2 separate regions of the Homo sapiens genome follow, and region 1 is linked to region 2. Evidence: read pairs that join two places in POLR2A ChIA-PET (ENCODE). Cell type or tissue: PC-9. All regions are shown on one strand. Links, peaks and the distances in the headings refer to the core of each region. The heading gives the core; the rest is flanking DNA.

Region 1 (10,901 bases), core at 1,356-9,355, 220 kb before region 2:
GGTTAATAAAAAGAAACATTGCTGTAGCTAGTCTCGAGGTCACAACTAATGCTTATCATCTCTTCAATTTTCCACCCATTCCAGATTACAGTCACCCTCAGCCAGCATCTCTACTGGTCTAGGCATCGTGATTATGATGCACTGGAGTAAGATGATATAGACCTTTATCCCTGGTCATCTTGCCATTCTCATGCACTGGCTGCTGCACTTGTTCATTGATTATCAATATCGGACAAAGAAGTACCCAGAAAAGCTCCAAGAGATCACCTGGATACCAAGCATATTCCTCCCTGCCCAAATTGTGTAATAGCATCCCTAGCATATCTTGATGATCAGAATCAATTACCCCTGCCAGGTTAACTCCTTTCCTTGCCTGATTGTCTATTGGAAGAAGAAATCTGAAGGAGCAGGAGTCATCGCTTAAAGTTTAATGGGAGTCTCACTATGTCCCAAATTAGATGCATTTCCCCTCTATAAACAAGAATTTATAGACTAGAGAGTCTAGAATTATGGGAAGAAGAAGCACAAATTACCTAAGTGGGTCACTAAGGTGATGATAAGCAAGGTTATGCCAACTTCTGTCCCCTTTTTGGAGACCCATTTATTCTATTATTAGAGACACAGAACGATATACTGATATTTCTACATCCCAAAAAGTGTTACCCCAGTTTTGCAGAATCTAATGTCCAAGCTGGTTCTTCATCTGCACCTCCAACAGACTAATCAATTTCTCTCTTATTCCAGCAGCTTCTGAATGATGCACTATCATCTGGCCCAGTGACCCTCATGATTATGTACATATTGACATAGCAACTTTGCTGTAATGTGGGTCCCTTGATTCAGGGAGATGCTATGTGGGATCACATATTGGTGAATCAAGCACTATGAAATCCCTTGAATATTGGCACTGGCTAAGTCCTTGCAGGCAGGAAAGCCAAATCCGTATTGAAAATGTGAATCAATTCCAGTCAAGATGAATCACTGCATCTTCGAAGACAGAAGATGGCTAACATAATCAACTTCAGACCAAATGGCTGCTTGATCTCCACAAGGGATAGAACTATATCCAGTGTTGAATATTGATTTCTGTGGCTGTCAGATTGAATGCTCAACTGTGGTAATAACTGGGGTAGGGAGTTTGTGTCACTTGGGTGTTCTGGGAAGCAGAGGCTGAGGCAATGATAGGAGTACAAGAAGATTATTGTGTGGAAGGAAGGGGATAATGACTATGAAATATAAATTGAGGAAGGGATAATGACTGAAATGTAAACTGAGGGAGAAGCAGAATTGGGCAGGGAAAGGCCACAGAAAATAATACAGATTTGATACCTATGGAAGGAAAAAGAAGAGGAAGCAGGATTTTTCAAGGAGAGCTTCAGACCACAGTAGAAATTTGACAAAGTCTGGCCAATCTAATGGAGCTCCAGAATAAAGATCACCCAGAGAGGAGTCTATTCTTTTGATATTTATCCATACCCTAGTATCTTTTCACAGTCAATAACTGGCTGGGGGCATTGTGAAGGAGAAGCCTAACTTCAGCTTAAAAACTAAAGTAGATCTTTAAAGCACTCACAGCTAAAAGTTGTCAGCTAACTGCAGTCCTTGGAGCTAAATAGTAAATTCTTTCTGGATAGAAGATCCTAGCAGAGCATCTTTCTGGCAGCCACAGTCCTCTTTGCATCATGCAGACCCACTTCCCCATATTCATGAGCTCTTCGTTCAGACTTTGGAGGCCTTTACTCCTAAGGGGATATTCAGAAAAGGGATGTTAGGACAAACTACAGTTGTTTTCAAAATCACAACTGGTATTCATCATTTTTTTCCTCTAATAACAATTCCAAATTCCCTTCTTCCTCGTGTATTATCTCTATTTCTTGGTGGTTTAGTTAGTGTTATGACCCAGATATTCATTCAGGAAGTGTCAGAGATTTTTTTTGGAAACAGGCACATAAATATTCATATCCTTTCTGTGACACCTATTAGGTGTGAGATCATGAACAAGTGACATAAGTGCTGTGTAACTGCTTTGCCATCAATAAAATGTGAGAAAACTTGAAGGTAATTATGAGGATTACCTAAAATACCATTAAAAATGGATTAATACTGTTTCTGCCACAGAACAAGCACCCAATAAAATGCTTTGATTATGATTATTATGTCAGCCTTCTCAAAATATCTAGAAATTTAGGAGTTTTGCTCACTCATCAAAACAAAACAAAAATTAAAAGAAACAAAGCACTCTTCCCTAAAATCAGCATTAACAGAACACAAAAGTATTCCAAAAATTCCTCCCCCTAAAATGTAATACCCTTTTGGTAAATAGTTACTTTAAAAAATTATAGGAAGGAGGGAGGTGAAGCCATCTAGAAAGGAAAAAATTTTGCTTCATCATCCCCTTGGAATTCCTTTCATGCATTATCTGATCAGATTATGATTGCAAATCAGCTGTAAGAATTCACAGTTCTTTCTCCTCTGGCCTTGAGAGCAGAGCTCTACTTAGAACTCTATTTCTGAGCATTGAGAGGCTTCATTAATTTTCCATCCTCACACTCTTTGTCCTAAGACCCCGTAAGGGCGCCCACCTGTCTGTCTACTTAAACAGCTTTTATTCAGCAGAATTGGCAATTGCTGATTCCCTAATGGCCTCACTAAGTCATTGATCTGGTAAGTTTTCTTTTATATTTTTCAGAATAGCAAATAAAAGCCTCTTGTAGAGCAATCTCTTAAAATCTATCTACTTACTGACTCCCATAGATTACTCTGTCTTTCCTTGTACACCTACTGCTGAGGCACACCTGACTCTTAACTTCTTGTTTCTTCTGCCTGAAAAAAGGTAAAATTCCCCTTAATATAACTTGGTTTTCTATTCTAATATTGAAGTACAAATGTCTGTAATATAGAAAAGTCTTTATGCCATGAAAAATTCAGAAACTAATGGAATGTAGTACATCCTACAGTTTTTTTCTAGATTTTCCAGAGTCCACAGGCTTTTTTAATCTCTTGAGGTATGCTAGTTTCTTTAACAGCCTCAAGAAGGAAGGTGTTAAGAAAGGTAATGAAGGTGTTAAGAGTCCAGAAGATCATGAAGACCTTAAGGATGTCCTGAATGCTATTGTATTCTAAAACAGGATCATCCCCATTTCCTATACTATTACCCTTCCAACCCCAAGGTCCTTATACAAGTAATTTTGAACAGCATTCACAGGAAACAACAGCCAGAATTGTAAGGTGGCCCACTGCTACTGTTTGAATGTGTCCCTCACAATTTGTGTGTTGGAAATTAATCTTCAGAGGGCTCTGCCCTCACTAATAGATTAATGACTTTATCGTGGAAGTAGATTAGTTACCACAAAAGCAGATTCCCGATAAATGGATAAGTTTGGCTCTCTTCCACACACTCTCTCTTGTGTGCCCTCTTGCCCTTCTGCCTTCTGCCATGGGATGATGCAGCAAGAATGCCCTTGCCAGATGTGCGCTCCTCAACCTTAGACTTCCCAGTCTCCAGGACTGTAAGAAATAAATCTCAGTTCTTTATACAATTTCAGATATTCTGTTATAGCAATGCAAAATGGACTAAGACACCCAGCATGGTGGTTTCCCTAAATCTGTTCCAGTTTTAGCACTAAAAGTCTCACATCCTGGGAAAACCTTTGGTCCCAAGCAAACTAGAGCAGTCAGTCTCTCTGCATGAAGTCATTAGAAATATGGACCCTGGAGTCAAGAAGACCAGGAAGAAATTCTTAGCTCTATTTCTTACAAATTGTATCACCCTGGGTGTCTTAGTCCATTTTTTGCTGGTATAACAGAATACTAGAGGCTGGGTAATTTATAAAGAAGAAAAATTTATTTCTCACAATACTGGAGGCTGGAACATCCAAAGGCATAATGCTGGTGTCTGGAAAGAATCATCTCAAGGCAGAAGATGTAAGGTAGAAGCAGGTGCACCAGTCAGAGAGGCACCAGAGGCCAAGTTTGCTTTATATCAACCCAGTCTGTCAATAACTAACCTGCTCCCAAGATAAGAACATCAATTCATTCACGAGGACTCCACCATCATGATTTAATCACCTCTTATTAGGCCCCACCTTCCTGTTGCTTTGGGGATTAAGTTTCCAACACATGCAAACCATAACACCGGACAAGTAATTAAACCTCAATTAAGCCTCAGTGTCCTCAGCTGTAGTTAAGGGCACAAATACCTTTTTTACAACAGAATTTTTCCAAATAGTGACTGAGACGATAAATTTAAATTATTTAGCGTAGTTTTTTTAGGCACATTGTAAGTTATCAATAAATATCAGCTATTGTGATTGTTAGGGTTGAGTTACTTGGCATTGAGCATGTCTCTGGTATGTTCCTATAGCCTTTGATGGTGTTGATTAAAAGGGAACATTGTAAGCTTACTGATAACCATAGTGATATGTGGTCTTAGAATCAAGAACTTCTGCATTCCTTTGCAATTATTCTACTGAGAAATTAAATCCTTGGAACATTTTATGCAAGTGAATGCTGGAAAAATTTTCATGGGAAATGCCACTGGAAATGAAAGTTATCAAGGTAGTGGTTAAGACCGTGGCTCTGGAATCAAACAGAACTGGGTTTGTCTCTGGTTTTACCTTATAAATCGTGCCACCTGAGTCTGAGCTTCCTCATCAGCATAGTGGCTGTGTTCATACTGGTCTCCCAGGATTTTAGGGATTCTTAGTGAGATGGTGCTTGCAAATTGCTTTCCACACCACCTAGCCATTGAAATTGTTCTTTAAACACTATGAAATAATATAAGCTAACATTTATTAAGTACTCATTATGTGCTGTACACTATTTTAAAGGTTTTTATGTATCAACCAATTTAATATTAAAAATTACTATGTGAGATAGATAGTGCTACTTTCTGCATGTGATAAATTTGAAAACTGAAGACTAGAGAGATTAAGTACCATGACCTAGTTGCCCAACAGATGGACTGTGATTAAGGTACCAATCAAAACCATCAAAAATATAGTTAGATAGAATGAATATGATCTAGTACTTGATAGCACAGCAGGGGGACTACAGTCAACAATAATTTATTGTATTTTTAAATAACTAAAATAGTATAATTGGATTGCTTGTATCACAAAGAAAAGATAAATGCATGAGTTGATGGATACCCATTTACCCTCAATGTGACTATTATGCGTTACATGCCTGTATCAAAATAGCTTGCATATCCTATAAATATATACACCTACTATATTCCCACAAAAAGTAAAAATAAAAAATAAAAACCATCAGGCTCCTGAGCCCAAGCTATTAACCACCACACTGTTGTTAGAGTGTCCAGATAGTAGAGCACAGAAAGGTAAGAAGGTAAGGGAAAGACTCTTAAATATCTACCCTTGAGAAGTAGGAAGTAGGGACCTCAAAGGATGGAAATGTACTCATAATCACACCAGCCTTCCTAATCAAAAGACAAGTTTCCACTCACACAAAAATGTGAACCCATAGAAATTATTATTATATAGAAACACTAAGTTATGGCTTAATGTACATCTCTGAAAGACATAGCTTACTGGGAATATTAGTCTGTTTTCCTGCTGCTGATAAAGACATACCCAAAACTGTGTAACTTATAAGAAAAACAGGCTTAATTGACTCAGTTCTATGTGGGTGGGGAGGCCTCACAATCATGGCAGAAGGTAAAAGGCATGTCTTACATGGTGGCAGACAAGAGAGAAAAGGAGAGCCAAGTGAAAAGGGAAACCCCTTATAAAACCATCAGATCTCCTGAGACTTATTCACTACCCTGAGAACAGTATGGGGGAAACCAACTCCATGGTTCAATTATCTCCCACAGAATTGCTCTCACAACACATGAGAATTATGGGAGCTATAATTCAACATGAGATTTGGGTGGGGACACAGCCAAACCATATCGTTGGACTAGCAAAGGCAGAGCCATCTGATTTTAAAAAACTTCACATTTCTTTTATTCAGGCATATGAAATAGCAAACATTTTTTCTTGACTTAAAAGTTTATGTTGGGTTCCCAAAGAATTCGTCTTTTCAAAATTAGGTGACTTTATCATCACCATAAATCAATGACAGATAAATCAAAAACAGAAGAAAAATATAAAATTAAAGAAGTTGCTTTCAGATGTAAGAACAATTCCAGACCATTGGCTCTTGGCAACACCATCGACTTCAAAGGAACACATTGATTTTGGACTTCTGATTCTCATACAAAACAGTAATGAGAACAAGCCAGAAAAACTTCATTATACTATTTTTTACACCCACCAGATAGCCGAGGTCAAAGAGAACCTGAATGAATTAAACTCCAGAAAATGATGAACTCTTCTAGAAGAGAAGAAACTTGCACTGCTATCATCAAAATCACCTGCACTGGGGCAAGGAGCAACCAGCTAAATTTTAATGAACTTTCAATGGCTATATGTGGCCTGTATCGATTAATGGAAATCCTAAGGAGCCCAAGCCATTTGGAGTTTACACTCACTTATTAACTTTTTTTGAGTCTTTAGTGAATGCATGAATAGTTTTAATGCAACGAAATCTGAGAGAGTTGAGAGCGTGCCCCCATCCCCTAAGGCAAATAGGCCTTCTTCCACAAGTAAGGCTACATCTTGCTGAAGACTGAGGGTAGTAATGCAGGATTGCTAGAAGTCATGAAGCACTCCAAGCTGTCATGCAACACACTTGTAAAGGCCTTCAGAAAGCCGAGGAAATGTCAGTAGGACAGAAGATCTTCTAATGTTTGGAAAGTCAGAGATGGAGATGGAGGACAAGAATGCCCTAGCCTCTATAAAGTGGGCTTACAGACTTTAAAGAAGAAAGAGAGAGGGAGAGAGAGAAAGAGAGAGAGGGAGAGAGAGAGAGAGAGAGAGAAAATTTCACATCATTCAGAAAACTGGCACCTAAGTCGTAAAGCATAAAGAGTCTTGACATGCTAGAATCTCAATCCCTGATTAAGGAAAAGTCCTGATTCTCCAAAGTCTGAAACCAATTGTAAACTAAAACTAACTGGAGCTGCATCAAAGTCTACCCAAATCAAATACCTTTTAGATGAACTCAGCTCCCCACGCTTAACAGCCTGACAAAAGAAGAAACTGTCAACCTAAGGAAAGAAACTGCGACAAAATTAGTATAAGCAGAGAGTTTCTTTAGGCCAAGTTTGAAGACCATAAACCCAGAAGCTATGGGTTCAACTTGCCCTGAATGTATGCTTTGATTAGCAGCAGTTACAAGTCAGTTTTTAAAGGAAAAAAGAAAGGGCAGTTCTTAAGTTGACATAAGTTATTGGTTGGCTATACATCATTTTTTGTATCACAAATTCCAGGAACGTGAAGATAATGTGTGAAGGTCACATTGTGCAACTTGTGGTAACATTTTAGGTAATTTATCAGCTAGTCTGGAAACTACTTAGAAGGAAAGAAAAAACAAAATGCCTTTCTACAATTAAACCAGAACATGATGGGTGTGTTGGGGTAGGAGTGGTTTAGGAGAGCGACCAAAGTCTCTGCTCTTGTCTTTTTGGACCTGATAAATTTCCATGCCTAATATTCTTAAAACTACACTGAGCTGCCTTTTTTTCTCAGAACATAAGCTTTTCTAGGTATAAATATTTATTTCAGCCTCTATTTTATACATAATATCCAGCATATAATAAAAAGTATGTAACTCACAATAAGTATAAAAATCTGATTCACAGTAAAGAGAGGAGATACTCAAGAAGAGCAGACATAGAAATGGTCCCAGACGCAGAAGTTATAGAGTTTTCTTAAAAATATATATATTTCTTTTTATTATAAATTATCTATAATACCTAATTTATATTCAGAGAAGATCAAAATTAAGAAACAATAACATTAGAAAATACCAAATACCTAGAAGCAAATCTAACAGAAGGTGTGAAAAATGTTTATATTAAAAACTTAAAATATTGTGAGGAGTAATTAATGAAAACTTAAATAGATATTACATGCAAATGAAGTATAAGATTCAATAATGCTAATATGTTTATTTCACATCTTCAGGCTCAATGCAATACCCAAAATGTTCCAGACATTTTTTGGAGGGTACTGACACATTCATTTTGGAATTTATATGGAAATACAAATATCAAAACAATCTTGAACAAATTTGGAGGACCTTCTATATCTAATTACAAGCCTTACTGTAAAGTTACAATATTTAAGACACTATGGTAATAGCACCTGGAAAAATAAACATTAGGAAAATATAGAGTACAGAAATATTTGCGCATCTATATGGACAACTGATTTTTGATCAATTTACAAAGTCATTTCAATGGGGAAAGAAAAGCTTTTAAAGAAATTATGCTGGAACAATGGAAAATATTCAGGGAGGAATAAAAAATCATCTCAACTCCTACTTTGCTCCGTACTCAAAAATTCATTTAAGACAATGGCCCAGCATGGTAGCTCACACCTATAATCCCAGCACTTCGGGAGGCTGAGGCAGGAGGATCACTTAATCCCCAGAGTTTGAGACCAGCCTGGGCAACATGGCAATACCCTATCTCTACAAAAAATTAAGAAATTAACGACCAGGCACGGTGGCTCACGCCTGTAATCCCAGCACTTTGGGAGGCCGAGGTGGGCGGATCGCGAGGTCAGGAGATTGAGACCATCCTGGTAACACAGTGAAACCCCGTCTCTACTAAAAATACAAAAAATTAGCCGGGTGTGGTGGTGGCTGCCTGTAGTCCCAGCTACTAGGGAGGCTGAGGCGGGAGAATAGTGTGAACCCGGGAGGTGGAGCTTGCAGTGAGCCAAGATCTCACCACGGCACTCCAGCCTGGGCGACAGAGTGAGACTCTGTCTCAAAAAATATATAAATAAATAAATAAACAAATAAATTAGCTAGGCATGCTGGCATGCTCCTGTTGTCCCAGCTACTCAGGAAGCTGATGCAGGAGGATCACTGGAGCCTAGGGAGTCCAGGCTGCAGTAAATTGTGTTCATGCCACTGCACTCCAGCCTGAGTGACAGAGTAAAACCCTTTCTCAAAAAAAAAAAAAAAAAAAAAAAAAAAAAAAGCTAGAATTCTAAAGCTTATACAAGGAAACAAGAGAAGACCTTCATGACCTTAGACTAGGTATGTTACAGTTCTCCAGAAAGAACCAATTGTGTGTGTGTGTGTGTGTGTGTGTGTGTGTGTGTGTGTGTGTGTGTAAAGATTTATTATGAGAAATTGGCTTACATGATTATGGAGGCTCTCAGGTTCCAAGATCTTCAGGGTGAGTCAGCAAGCTGGAGATCCTGGAAGGCCAATGGTTTAGTTCCAGTGTGGAGGCAGGAAGCATTCTCTCTCACTTAGGAGAAGGTCAGCCTTTTGCTTTTATGGGAACTTTTGACTAATGGGATGAGGCCCAACCACATTAGGAAGGGTAATCTGTTCTACTCAGTCAGCCAATTTCAGCATCCAGAATAGTGTTACCCTTTGGACCTGTCAAGTTGACATATAAAATTAACCTTTTATTAGACATGACCTAAAAAGCCCTAACCACAAAAGAAACAAAATAATAATTTAGACTTCATCAAAATAAAAATATCCACTCATCAACAGACATTCTTAATGAGATAAATAAGTGGACCACAGAAAGGAAAAAAATTTGTCACACATATGTCTAACAAAGGAATTATATTCAGCATATATTTAAAAAATTCCTAAAACTGCAGCAAAAAACCCATATAAAAATGGCTCCCAAAAGTACATCACAAATAAAGATACACAAACATTTAATAAGCACATAAAAAGGTAGCTAACATCATTTGTCATGTAAAAATACAAGTCAAAACCACAATAATATGCTATTTAACATAAATTGTATAAAATAAAAACAATTGACAGTGCAAATGGGGCCCAAAATTATGAAACAACTAGAACCTTGTATTACATTATACTCTAACTGACAATGCATGATCACTTTGGAGAACTGTTTGGCAGTTTCTTCCCCCATGTAACCCAGTAGTTCTACTCCTAGGTTTGAGGGCATATGTTAACAAAAATATTACATAAGAAGGTTCACAGTAGCCTTATCTATCGTAGCCAAAGCCTAAAAGCAGCAGAAATGTCCATCAACAGGGCAATGGGCAAATGAATTGTGATATAGTCATATAAGTAATACGGTTCAGTTCATACATGTTATAGTTAATGTGACAGTTAATTTTATGTATTAATTTGAATGGACCAAGGGATACTCAGGTAGCTGGTAAAACATTCTTTCTGGGTGTGTCTGTGAGGGTGTTTCCAACAGTGATTAGCACTTAAATCAATAGATCTAGTGAAGAAGATCTACCCTCACCAACATGAGCAGGCATCATCTAATTCTCTGAGGGCCCAAATAGAACAAAAATGTGGAGGAAAGACAAATTTGTTCTCTGTCTCCTTGAGCTGAAACATCCACCTTCTGCCCTTGGACACTGGAGCTTCTGGTTCTGGAGTCTGCAGACTCCAGGGCTTAGAACTTTGGCTCCCCTGATTCTTTACACATGAATTATGTCACTGGCTTTTCTGGGTCTCCAGCTCACAGACAGCAGATGGTAGAACTCAGCCTCCATAATTGCATGAGTCAATTCCCATAATAAGTTTCTCTCTCTCTCTCTCTCTCCCCATATCTATCTATCTATCTATCTATCTATCTATAATTTTCCTTTGGTATCCTCCCACATACACCAAAATTTATAGATGGTCAGTCCCTGATATAAAATGGTATATATTTGTCTATAATCCATACACATTCTCCCGTATACTTTAAGTCATCTTACTTATAATATCTAATATAATAGAAATGTTATATAAGTAGTTGTCTTACTATATTGTTTGGAAATAAGGACAAGGAAAAAATTCTGTACATGTTCAGGCACATTATTTTTTGA
Region 2 (10,901 bases), core at 2,027-10,026:
CTTTTCCAGCAGTCAAGAAATTTCAGAGTAATAGTCACATCATCCTAAGTGAAGGTGTTTTTTGCAAACCCCTTAGCATATCTAAAGGGTACAACAAACAGTAAATAGGAAGAGGTGTAGATAAATAGCCTTGCAGTACTGAGAGAGGTGACACCTGACATGTAATTTCCATTAAGTTGCCTTTTCTGGCCTTTGACAAAATTCAACAACCCTTCATGCTAAAAACTCTCAACAAATTAGGTATTGATGGGACGTATCTCAAAATAATAAGAGCTATCTATGACAAATCCACAGCCAATATCATACTGAATGGGCAAAAACTGGAAGCATTCCCTTTGAAAACAGGCACAAGACAGGGATGCCCTCTCTCACCACTCCTATTCAACATAGTGTTGGAAGTTCTGGCCAGGGCAATTAGGCAGGAGAAGGAAATAAAGGGTATTCAATTAGGAAAAGAGGAAGTCAAATTGTCCCTGTTTGGAGATGACATGATTGTATATCTAGAAAACCCCACTGTCTCAGCCCAAAATCTCCTCAAGCTGATAAGCAACTTCAGCAAAGTCTCAGGATACAAAATCAATGTGCAAAAATCACAAGCATTCTTATACACCAATAACAGACAAACAGAGAGCCAAATCATGAGTGAACTCCCATTCACAATTGCTTCAAAGAGAATAAAATACCTAGGAATCCAACTTACAAGGGATGTGAAGGACCTCTTCAAGGAGAACTACAAACCACTGCTCAAGGAAATAAAAGAGGATACAAACAAATGGAAGAACATTCCATGCTCATGGGTAGGAAGAATCAATATTGTGAAAATGGCCATACTGCCCAAGGTAATTTATAGATTCAATGCCATCCCCATCAAGGTACCAATGACTTTCTTCACAGAATTGGCAAAAACTACTTTAAAGTTCATATGGAACCAAAAAAGAGCCCACATCGCCAAGTCAATCCTAAGCCAAAAGAACAAAGCTGGAGGCATCACGCTACCTGACTTCAAACTATACTACCAGGCTATAGTAACCAAAACAGCATGGTACTGGTACCAAAACAGAGATATAGACCAATGGAACAGAACAGAGCCCTCAGAAATAATGCCTCATATCTACAACTATCTGATCTTTGACAAACCTGACAAAAACAAGCAATGGGGAAAGGATTCCCTATTTAATAAATGGTGCTGGGAAAACTGGCTAGCCATATGTAGAAAGCTGAAACTGGGGCTGGGCATGGTGGCTCAACCCTGTAATTCCAGCACTTTGGGAGGCCGAGGTGGGCGGATCACAAGGTCAGGAGATCGAGACCATCCTGGCTAACACGGTGAAACCCCATCTCTACTAAAAATACAAAAAAAATTAGCCGGGCACGGTGGCAGACACCTGTAGTCCCAGCTATTCGGGAGACTGAGGCAGGAGAATGGTGTGAACCCGGTAGGCGGAGCTTGCAGTGAGCCGAGATCGCGCCACTGCACTCCAGCCTGGGCAACAGAGCAAGACTCCTTCTCAAAAAAAAAAAAAAAAAAAAAAAAGAAAGCTGAAACTGGATCCCTTCCTTATACCTTATACAAAAATTAATTCAACATGGATTAAAGACTTAAATGTTAGACCTAAAACCATAAAAACCCTAGAAGAAAACCTAGGCAATACCATTCAGGACATAGGCATGGGCAAGGACTTCATGTCTAAAACAGCAAAAGCAATGGCAACAAAAGCCAAAATTGACAAATGGGATCTAATTAAACTAAAGAGCTTCTGCACAGCAAAAGAAACTACCATCAGAGTGAACAGACAACCTACAGAATGGGAGAAAATTTGTGCAACCTACTCATCTGACAAAGGGCTAATATCCAGAATCTACAATGAACTCAAACAAATTTACAAGAAAAAAACAACCCCATCAAAAAGTGGGTGACTCAAAAGAAGACATTTATGCAGCCAAAAAAAACACATGAAAAAATGCTCATCATCACTGGCCATCAGAGAAATGCAAATCAAAACCATAATGAGATACCATCTCACACCAGTTAGAATGGCGATCATTAAAGTCAGGAAACAACAGGTGCTGGAGAGGATGTGGAGAAATAGGAACACTTTGACACTGTTGGTGGGACTGTAAACTAGTTCAACCATTGTGGAAGTCAGTGTGGTGATTCCTCAGGGATCTAGAACTAGAAATACCATTTGACCCAGCCATCCCATTACTGGGTATATACCCAAAGGATTATAAATCATGCTGCTATAAAGACACATGCACACATATGTTTATAGTGGCACTATTCACAATAGCAAAGACTTGGAACCAACCCAAATGTCCAACAACGATAGACTGGATTAAGAAAATGTGGCACATATATACCATGGAATACTAGGCAGCCATAAAAAATGATGAGTTCATGTCCTTTGTAGGGACATGGATGAAACTGGAAACCATCATTCTCAGCAAACTATCGCAAGGACAAAAAACCAAACACCGCATGTTCTCACTCATAGGTGGGAATTGAACAATGAGAACACATGGACACAGGAAGGGGAACATCACACACTGGGGACTGTTGTGGGGTGGGTGGAGTGGGGAGGGATAGCATTAGGAGATATACCTAATGCTAAATGACGAGTTAATGGGTGCAGCACACCAACATGGCAGATGTATACATATGTAACAAACCTGCACATTGTGCACATGTACCCTAAAACTTAAAGTATAATAATAATAAAATTTTTTAAAAAGTTGCCTTTTCTGAATGATAGCACCACAATTTTGATGCATAAATATAAATATAGTGTATCTGATAGGAAAGAAATGCATATAAGGTGGCATGGCACTTCATAAAAATAGGAGAACGCTAAGAGAATAGTAAAATTCTCTTAGAAATCTAAGGAAGAGAAGGGATAGTGTTTATAATATCTAGTAGTTTTTAGTGGGTTTGTCAAATTTGAAGGAAAGCAAAAAGGGTGATTATCAACTTGTCTTATGGGAACTGGCCATGATGTAACAGCTTGAGCTAAGAGATTTGTTCTGCAAAAGCCCTAAGACTTGTTAGCAAATAATAATTTCATTAAAAGACAGAAAAAAAAAAAAACATGTATCTGCAGAGAAAATAAAACTCTATCTTTTTTCACTTAATAAAATAGCAAATATCACCACTGAACTCAGACATATAAACTGCCAGGATTTTAAGTGTTGAGATACTCATAAAATATGGACTCTCTCTCAGTATTGGTGGTGTTTCTTCCCTCCACCCCTCCTTTCTTACTCCCCTGGGAGTCCAGCCCCAACAATTACAGGGTTGCTATCACGGCAGCTGTCCCTGTTGCATAGTGCTGATTTTCTACATGCAAAAAATTTGGACTCTAGAGAGCTATGACAATGTGAGTTAACAATATGCCTGAATCTAGTTTGGGAAGACATGAGTTCATTGTGTTATAAGAAAAAATACTGAATATAAGTTATTTTCTTAAGATTTTTAATTGTTGCCATTGTCATTCTGGTTTTAATTAACAACTAATACTCTGAAATGAATTATTTGAATAGAATTAATGAAGTGTACAAGTAACTTAAGGAAGTTTCAACCCCTGGCTTCTGACCTGTATATAATTTAATGAACAAACAGAAAAGAGAATGGAAAATGGTAAAATGAATGTATTATTTTCTTAACCTAAATAGACAATATTGTTTTAAAAATTGAATATCCTCTCTCAGGCTATAGAACCTATTAAGATGACTTTTCTTTTTCTAACAAACAAAAAAATGATCCTTTTTGGTCTCTTTCTTAGATTTGTCTGATCCATCTAAAAGCCAGTTTCTACATTTCTGAACTTGACTGCTCACTATGATTAAAAGAGGATTTCCACACAATCATTTAGAAATTTCAAAATGTATGGTGTTTGGGAAATATATATTCATTATGACTACATCCAAAGCTTGGTATCAGAAGCTAAATTATTTTTTCCTTGAAATATAAATACTGCAACTTAGGTGGCATGGCACTATTGAAAACAGCTTGCCATATGCCTTTGATTTCACTGAGAGACGTGCCATCTGCCACCACACTCAAAAATGATTCAAAAAAATTAAAAAGAATGGTAGAAGATTGTCATCAAATGTGAGAATGTTACCCATCATGTGTGGTCTAAGACTGGGCCTGGGTACTAGTTCAGATTACCTCTAGTCATGAAGTCAAAGCTGGACAGAAACAAATAAATTCTCATTTTTTCTGTGGGTAATGAACTGAGTACGGTGTAGTTCCCTCAGCATGATTATTGATACAGCTTTAGAAAGAAGTCTTTGATATGAAAGTAAAAAAAAACAAAGATCCTAGGGCAATGCTTATTTTAAAGGAGTTTTGGCCCAAGGACTGGGATTAAAACAGGGAGAACTTGCTTATGCACAGTTAATTTATTTGTAAAAATTCAATACCTTCATGGGACTTTGGAGAAAGAAGAAAATGGCAAGATATCAGAGACTTTTGGAGGGGATATATGTATATCAAAGAAATGTATAAATCTATTTAGGTACTATATTTTATCAAGTGCTAAATCAGCCAAGTGTGTATTTTAACTCTACATAATAAAATCACTGAGATAAATCCCTTCAGATGATTCCCAAAGAACAGAGGTAATTTTTCTAAGAAGCTTAAAAATAGAAATCTCTCTTAAATGCATCCAGACAGTGCCCCTTACAATCACTACTTTGTCCCAAAAGAAAAAGAGAGCAGAACAAAATGTAAATTTTATAGGAAAAATTTTACAAGTAACTATTAGTTTATTTGGTTTGTTTATTTGAAGAAGGAAAAGATTCAAAACCTACAGACCAAATTTTGGCTAAGAGAATACTATCTTAGTCTGTTTTTTTTTGTTGCTATGCCTGACTGAGGCTGGGCAGTTTATAAAGAAAAGAGGTTTGTTTAGCTTATGGTTCTGCAGGCTAGGAAGTTCAAAGACCATGACACTAGCATCTGCTCAGCTTTTGGTGACAGCATTTCGTGCTGTGTCAAGACATGGCAGAAGGTCAAAGGGGAAGCAGACACGTGTGAAGAGACAAATTCTGAGGGGTATCCTGACTTCATCACAACCCACTCTGGGAGGAACTAATCCAGTATTCCCATAGCAGAAACTCACTCATTACTATGAGAACTGAAGCAAGTCATTCAGGAGAGCTCTGCCCCCGTGACCCAAGTACTTCCCACTAGGCCTCACCTCCCAGCACTACCACATTGGGGATCAAATTTCAACACGAGTTTTGGTGAGGACAAATTAAACCATACCCACATAGGAAGTACCATATGAACAAAGCAGCTGGATTTCTTTATAAAAGAAAAAGAGAGAACATGTTATTAAACTGTAAAATTGGTTTTGAGAATGAAATGCAATCCTGTTTCAGAAATTTGTAGCCAGTATTACAGGGTAGTCTTGTGCCTGGCTTGTGAGGTTTATTTGAAATGTTTCATTCCAGATAATCAAGGGAAAAATAGTTTCCAAATAATAGCATTTCCAGGACTCTTCTAAAAAATAAAATTAAAGATACGCAGCTCCCCCAAAATATCTAATTATTACAAATAACTATATTATAACTGCTCTAGAAAGTTTATGCCACCATTTATTGAAAAGTATTTAATGTGCATCTAAAAAGGCATTATAGGAAAAGAAGTAAAGAAATAATAATAATACATGGCATTTGTATATCACTTTTTTATTTATTTGTATTATATTTATAAAATAAGTGTTCCTATTTTATAGATAAGAAAATTAAGGCTTATCAGGGTTCACCTATCTAATGTCAAATAGCTAATAAATGTTGAAATCAGAAGTGAACATAGTCTTATGACATCATATCAGAGTTCCTTATATTCCAGCACCATTCCTCTTAGCCTAAGACACAGTGGTTTCCACTTTCAGGGTCTGATATACAATTCCATACAGTTGCCCTCAATATTTTCCATCTTAAACGTGGAAGTACTCCAGAAGCAGTAACATTTTAGCTCTTCTCAACAATAGACCCCTCTGTATAGACTGAGGAATTAAGGGTTTAAAAGGGAAAGTGAGAAGTATATTTATGTCACAATTTGACACAATCTACTTGTATGACAAGTTATACATGCATGAAATAAATACTATAGTAAACAATATGTCCTTGCTAATAGTATCAAATATGAACATATGAGAGTGATAATTTGATCAGTACAATAGATCAGACATTATATAACAGGGTTCATGTAGAATAAATATCTCACAATTTGCCTATCCAGATCAAATTTGTATATATAGTGTACAAATGACTATATATGAAATATATATATACACAAATGACTATATATATATATAGTTGGCATAGCACAGTGGTATTAGGCAGAGAATTTTGAATTGTAAAATAAATAATCTCTGCAAATTATCTAATAACTTATTTGTGAAGAAGGTCTAATTTTGAAACTGTTTCGTTGCTGTAAAATCAACTTCAAATAAAAGAGACACCACAAAATAGGGTGTCTCCAAAGGAAATCTTCAAAGACAGGAGAGTGGGGTAATCAAAGAAAAGTTTAAAGTTTGCTGAATTTCTTGGGCAAAAAAGTTGAAGTCTTTGAATAATATTTCTCTGAGTCATATTGCATCTACCATTTCTAGAAATATGTACAGCTATTAATAGAGAAAAGCAAAAGGAGCATCAGAAGCTGAGAAAAGGCAAGAAGACAAAGCAGGAAAGAAAACAAATGTCTTTGCAGTGCAGCCCTCAGAGTTTAGTCAAAATATTCTAGGACCATGAGACTGGGATCCTGTCCAGTCGGGAGGAGAGAGCTAGATATGGATGAAGGGACTTAGACAGTCCAGTTAAGAACTCTGATCCATTCTTTGTCTACACTCTGAAATCTGCAGAGTCCTTCATTCACAGGGGAGTTTACCCTTCACTTTGTGGAGCTAAGTATGTTAATAAAACATTACCCAGAGCTGTTCCTACAAAAAGCACATATCAAATAAGAAGGTAGAATGAGATGATCTCCAAGGTCTCTTCCCACTTTAACATGAGAATTTGCTAAGTGAAAAGCCTAATTATATTTTCAATTTTTAAAAAACGGAAATTTTCATTTAAAAAAAATTCATACTTCAGGAGCTCTTTTATCAAGAGGTTGGGAGATTAGGTGGCTAATGTTATACAACCTATTTTCTATTAGGTTTGGGATGCAGTTTTTGTCCCTAGATAATGGAAGAAATTCTCTTAATTGATACTTGTTATTAATTCTTTTGTTTCCCCATTTTCTAGTTGCGCTTTTTTTCACTTGCCAGTTTAGGAATTTGCTTGGCTCTTTTCCTATATTTAATGACTATATTTAAAAAAAGGACTTGGCCATGTGCCTAGAGGCTCTTGGGTGTTGGGTGCCATATAAACAAAATTAATTACTAACTTCAGTGCCAATATCACATCATTGGAAATGAGAGGTTAGTCGACCAAAAAAAAAAAAAAAAGACAAGTAAAAATTTCAACAAATAATAGTATGCATAGGATGCATAAAATAAAAAATTAATCAAGCATAAATTTGTATATATTTGTATAGTGTTCAGTTTTTCCTAATATACTCATATACATTATGTCAGGCCTTTGAGCCCAAGTCAAGCCATCGCATCCCCTGTGACTTGCATGTATACACCCAGATGGCCTGAAGTAACTGAAGAAACACAAAAGAAGTGAATATGCCCTGCCCCACCTTAACTGATGACATTCCACCACAAAAGAAGTGTAAATGGCCGGTCCTTGCCTTAACTGATGACATTACCTTGTAAAAGTCCTTTTCCTGGCTCATCCTGGCTCAAAAAGCACCCCCACTGAGCATCTTGCGACCCCCACTCCTGCCGGCCAGAGAACAAACCCCCTTTGACTGTAATTTTCCTTTACCTACCCAAATCCTATAAAATGTCCCCACCCTTATCTCCCTTTGCTGACTCTCTTTTTGGACTCAGCCCGCCTGCACCCAGGTGAAATAAACAGCCATGTTGCTCACACAAAACCTGTTTGGTGGTCTCTTCACACGGACGCGCATGAAATTTGGTGCTGTGACTCGGATCGGGGGACCTCCCTTGGGAGATCAATCCCCTGTACTCCTGTTCTTTGCTCCGTGAGAAAGATCCACCTATGACCTTAGGTCCTCAGACCGACCAGCCCAAGGAACATCTTACCAATTTTAAATCAGGTAAGCGGCCTCTTCTTACTCTCTTCTCCAACCTCTCTCACTGTCCCTCAACCACTTTCTCCTTTCCACTCTTCAACCTCTCCCTTCTCTTAATTTCAATTCCTTTCATTTTCTGGGAGAGACAAAGGAGACACGTTTTATCCATGGACCCAAAACTCCGGCGCCAGTCACGGACTGGGAAGGCAGCCTTCCCTTGGTGTTTAATCATTGCAGGGACGCCTCTCTGATTAAACACCCAAAAGGGCAAGTACCTCAACCCCTTCTCTCCTTGTCTCTACCCCTTCTCTGCTTTTCTGGGAGAGGGGCAAGTACCCCTCAACCCCTTCTCCTTCACCCTTAGCGGCAAGTCCCGCTTTTCTACGGGGCAAGAACCCCCAATCCCTTATTTTCACGCCCCAACCTCTTATCTCTGTGCCCCAATCTCTTATTTCCATGCCCCAACCTCTTATCTCTGTGCCCCAATCCCTTATTTCTGTGCCCCAACCTCTTATCTCTGTGCCCCAATCCCTTATTTCTGTGCCCCAACCTCTTATCTCTGCACCCCAATCCCCTATTTCCACACCTCGACCTCTTACCTCTGTGCCCCCATCCCTTATTTCCGCACCCCAACCTCTTATCTCTGTGCCCCAATCCCTTATTTCTGTGCCCCTACCTCTTATCTCTGTGCCCCAATCCCTTATTTCCGTGCCCCTACCTCATATCTCTGTGTCCCAATCCCTTATTTCCATGCCCCAACCTCTTATATCTCTGCACCCCAATCCCTTATTTCCATGCCCTGACCTCTTATCTCTGCGCCCCAACCCCTTTTCCCACTTTTCTGGAAGGTAAGAACCCCCGAACGCCTTCCCTCCGTTTCTCTACTCTCTCTTTTCTCTAGGCTTGCTTCCTTCACTATGGGCAAACTTCCACCCTCCATTCCTCCTTCTACTCCCTTGGCCTGTGTTCTCAAAAACTTAAAACCTCTTCAACTCACACCTGACCTAAAACCTAAATGCCTTATTTTCTTCTGCAATGCCTCTTGACCCCAATACAAACTCGACAGTAGTTCCAAATAGCCAGAAAATGGCACTTTGAATTTTTCCATCCTGCGAAATCTAAATAATTCTTGTCATAAAATAGGCAAACGGTCTGAGGTGCCTGACGTCCAGGCATTCTTTTACACATCAGTCCCTTCCTAGTCTCTGTGCCCAGTGCAACTCGTCCCAAATCTTCCTTCTTTCCCTCCCGCCTGTCCCCTCAGTACCAACCCCAAGTGTCGCTGAGTCTTTCTAATCTTCCTTTTCTACAGACCCATCTGACCTCTCCCTTCCTCCCCAGGCTGCTCCTCGCCAGGCCGAGCTAGGTCCCAATTCTTCCTCAGCCTCCGCTTCTCCACCCTATAATCTTTTTATCGCCTCCCCTCCTCACACCTGGTCTAGCTTACAGTTTCGTTCCGTGACTAGCCCTCCCCCACCTGCCCAGCAATTTACTCTTAAAAAGGTGGCTGGAGCCAAAGGCATAGTCAAGGTTAATGCTCCTTTTTCTTTATCCCAAATCAGAAGCATTTAGGCTCTTTCTCATCAAACATAAAAACCCAGCCCAGTTCATGGCTCTTTTGGCAGCAACCCTGAAACGCTTTACAGCCCTAGACCCTAAAAGGTCAAAAGGCCGTCTTATTCTCAATATACATTATATTACCCAATCTGCTCCCAACATTAAATAAAACTCCAAAAATTGGAATCTGGCCCTCAAACCACACAACAGGACTTAATTAACCTCACCTACAAGGTGTACAATAACAGAAAAAAAGTTGCAATTCCTTGCCTCCACTGTGAGACAAACCCCAGCCACATCTCCAGCACACAAGAACTTCCAAACACCTGAACTGCAGTGGCCAGGCGTTCCTCCAGAACCTCCTCCCCCAGGAGCTTGCTACACATGCCGGAAATCTGGCCACTGGGCCAAGGAATGCCCGCAGCCTGGGATTCCTCCTAAGCTGCATCCCATCTGTGTGGGACCCCACGGAAAATCAGACTGTTCAACTCACCTGGCAGCCACTCCCAGAGCCCCGGGAACGCTCTCTGACTCCTTCCCAGATCTTCTCGGCTTAGCGGCTGAAGACTGACACTGCCCGATCGCCTCGGAAGCCCCCTAGACCATCACGGACACCGAGCTTCAGGTAACTCTCACAGTGGAAGGTGAGCCCGTCCCCTTCTTAATCAATACGGAGGCTACCCACTCCACATTACCTTCTTTTCAAGGGCCTGTTTCCCTTGCCTCCATAACTGTTGTGGGTGTTGACGGCCAGGCTTCTAAACCTCTTAAAACTCCCCAACTCTGGTGCCAACTTAGACAATACTCTTTTAAGCACTCCTTTTTAGTTATCCCCACCTGCCCAGTTCCCTTATTAGGCTGAGACACTTTAACTAAATAATCTGCTTCCCTGACTATTCCTGGATCTCATTAAAACCTAATCACCCTTACCCCACTCAACGCCAATATCCCATCCCGCAGCACGCTTTAAAAAGATTAAAGCCTGTTATCACTCGCCTGCTACAGCATGGCCTTTTAAACCCTATAAACTCTCCTTACAATTCCCCCATTTTACCTGTCCTAAAACCAGACAAGCCTTACAAGTTAGTTCAGGGTCTACGCCTTATCAACCAAATTGTTTTGCCTATCCACCCTGTGGTGCCCAACCCATACACTCTTTTGTCCTCAATACCTTCCTTCACAACTC

Evidence for each region. ChIA-PET counts read pairs that join two places held together with the same protein. Peaks named below come from ENCODE experiments on the same cell type or tissue, not always from the same donor. Only the 100,000 strongest peaks of a DNase experiment are listed, where the experiment ranks them.
Region 1: POLR2A ChIA-PET joins it to region 2 with 8 read pairs; 2 of 35 experiments call an interaction of 5 or more read pairs at or near these places.

What each region holds. Positions count from the first base shown.
Region 1 is chr6:114,642,613-114,653,513 of GRCh38, reverse strand. No RefSeq gene overlaps it. Among named protein-coding and RNA genes, the nearest start is that of LNCPOIR, 100 kb to the right of the region's middle. In PC-9, for the core only: no CTCF peak of the experiment used is centred there; DNase peaks (open chromatin) are centred at 2,383 and 4,453.
Region 2 is chr6:114,424,980-114,435,880 of GRCh38, reverse strand. All of the region lies in intron 5 of LOC107986638 (a long non-coding RNA gene), which reads right to left. Among named protein-coding and RNA genes, the nearest start is that of HS3ST5, 87 kb to the right of the region's middle. RefSeq lists enhancers at 7,467-8,136, 8,807-9,477, 9,478-10,146, 10,147-10,817, 10,818-10,901. In PC-9, for the core only: no CTCF peak of the experiment used is centred there; no DNase peak of the experiment used is centred there.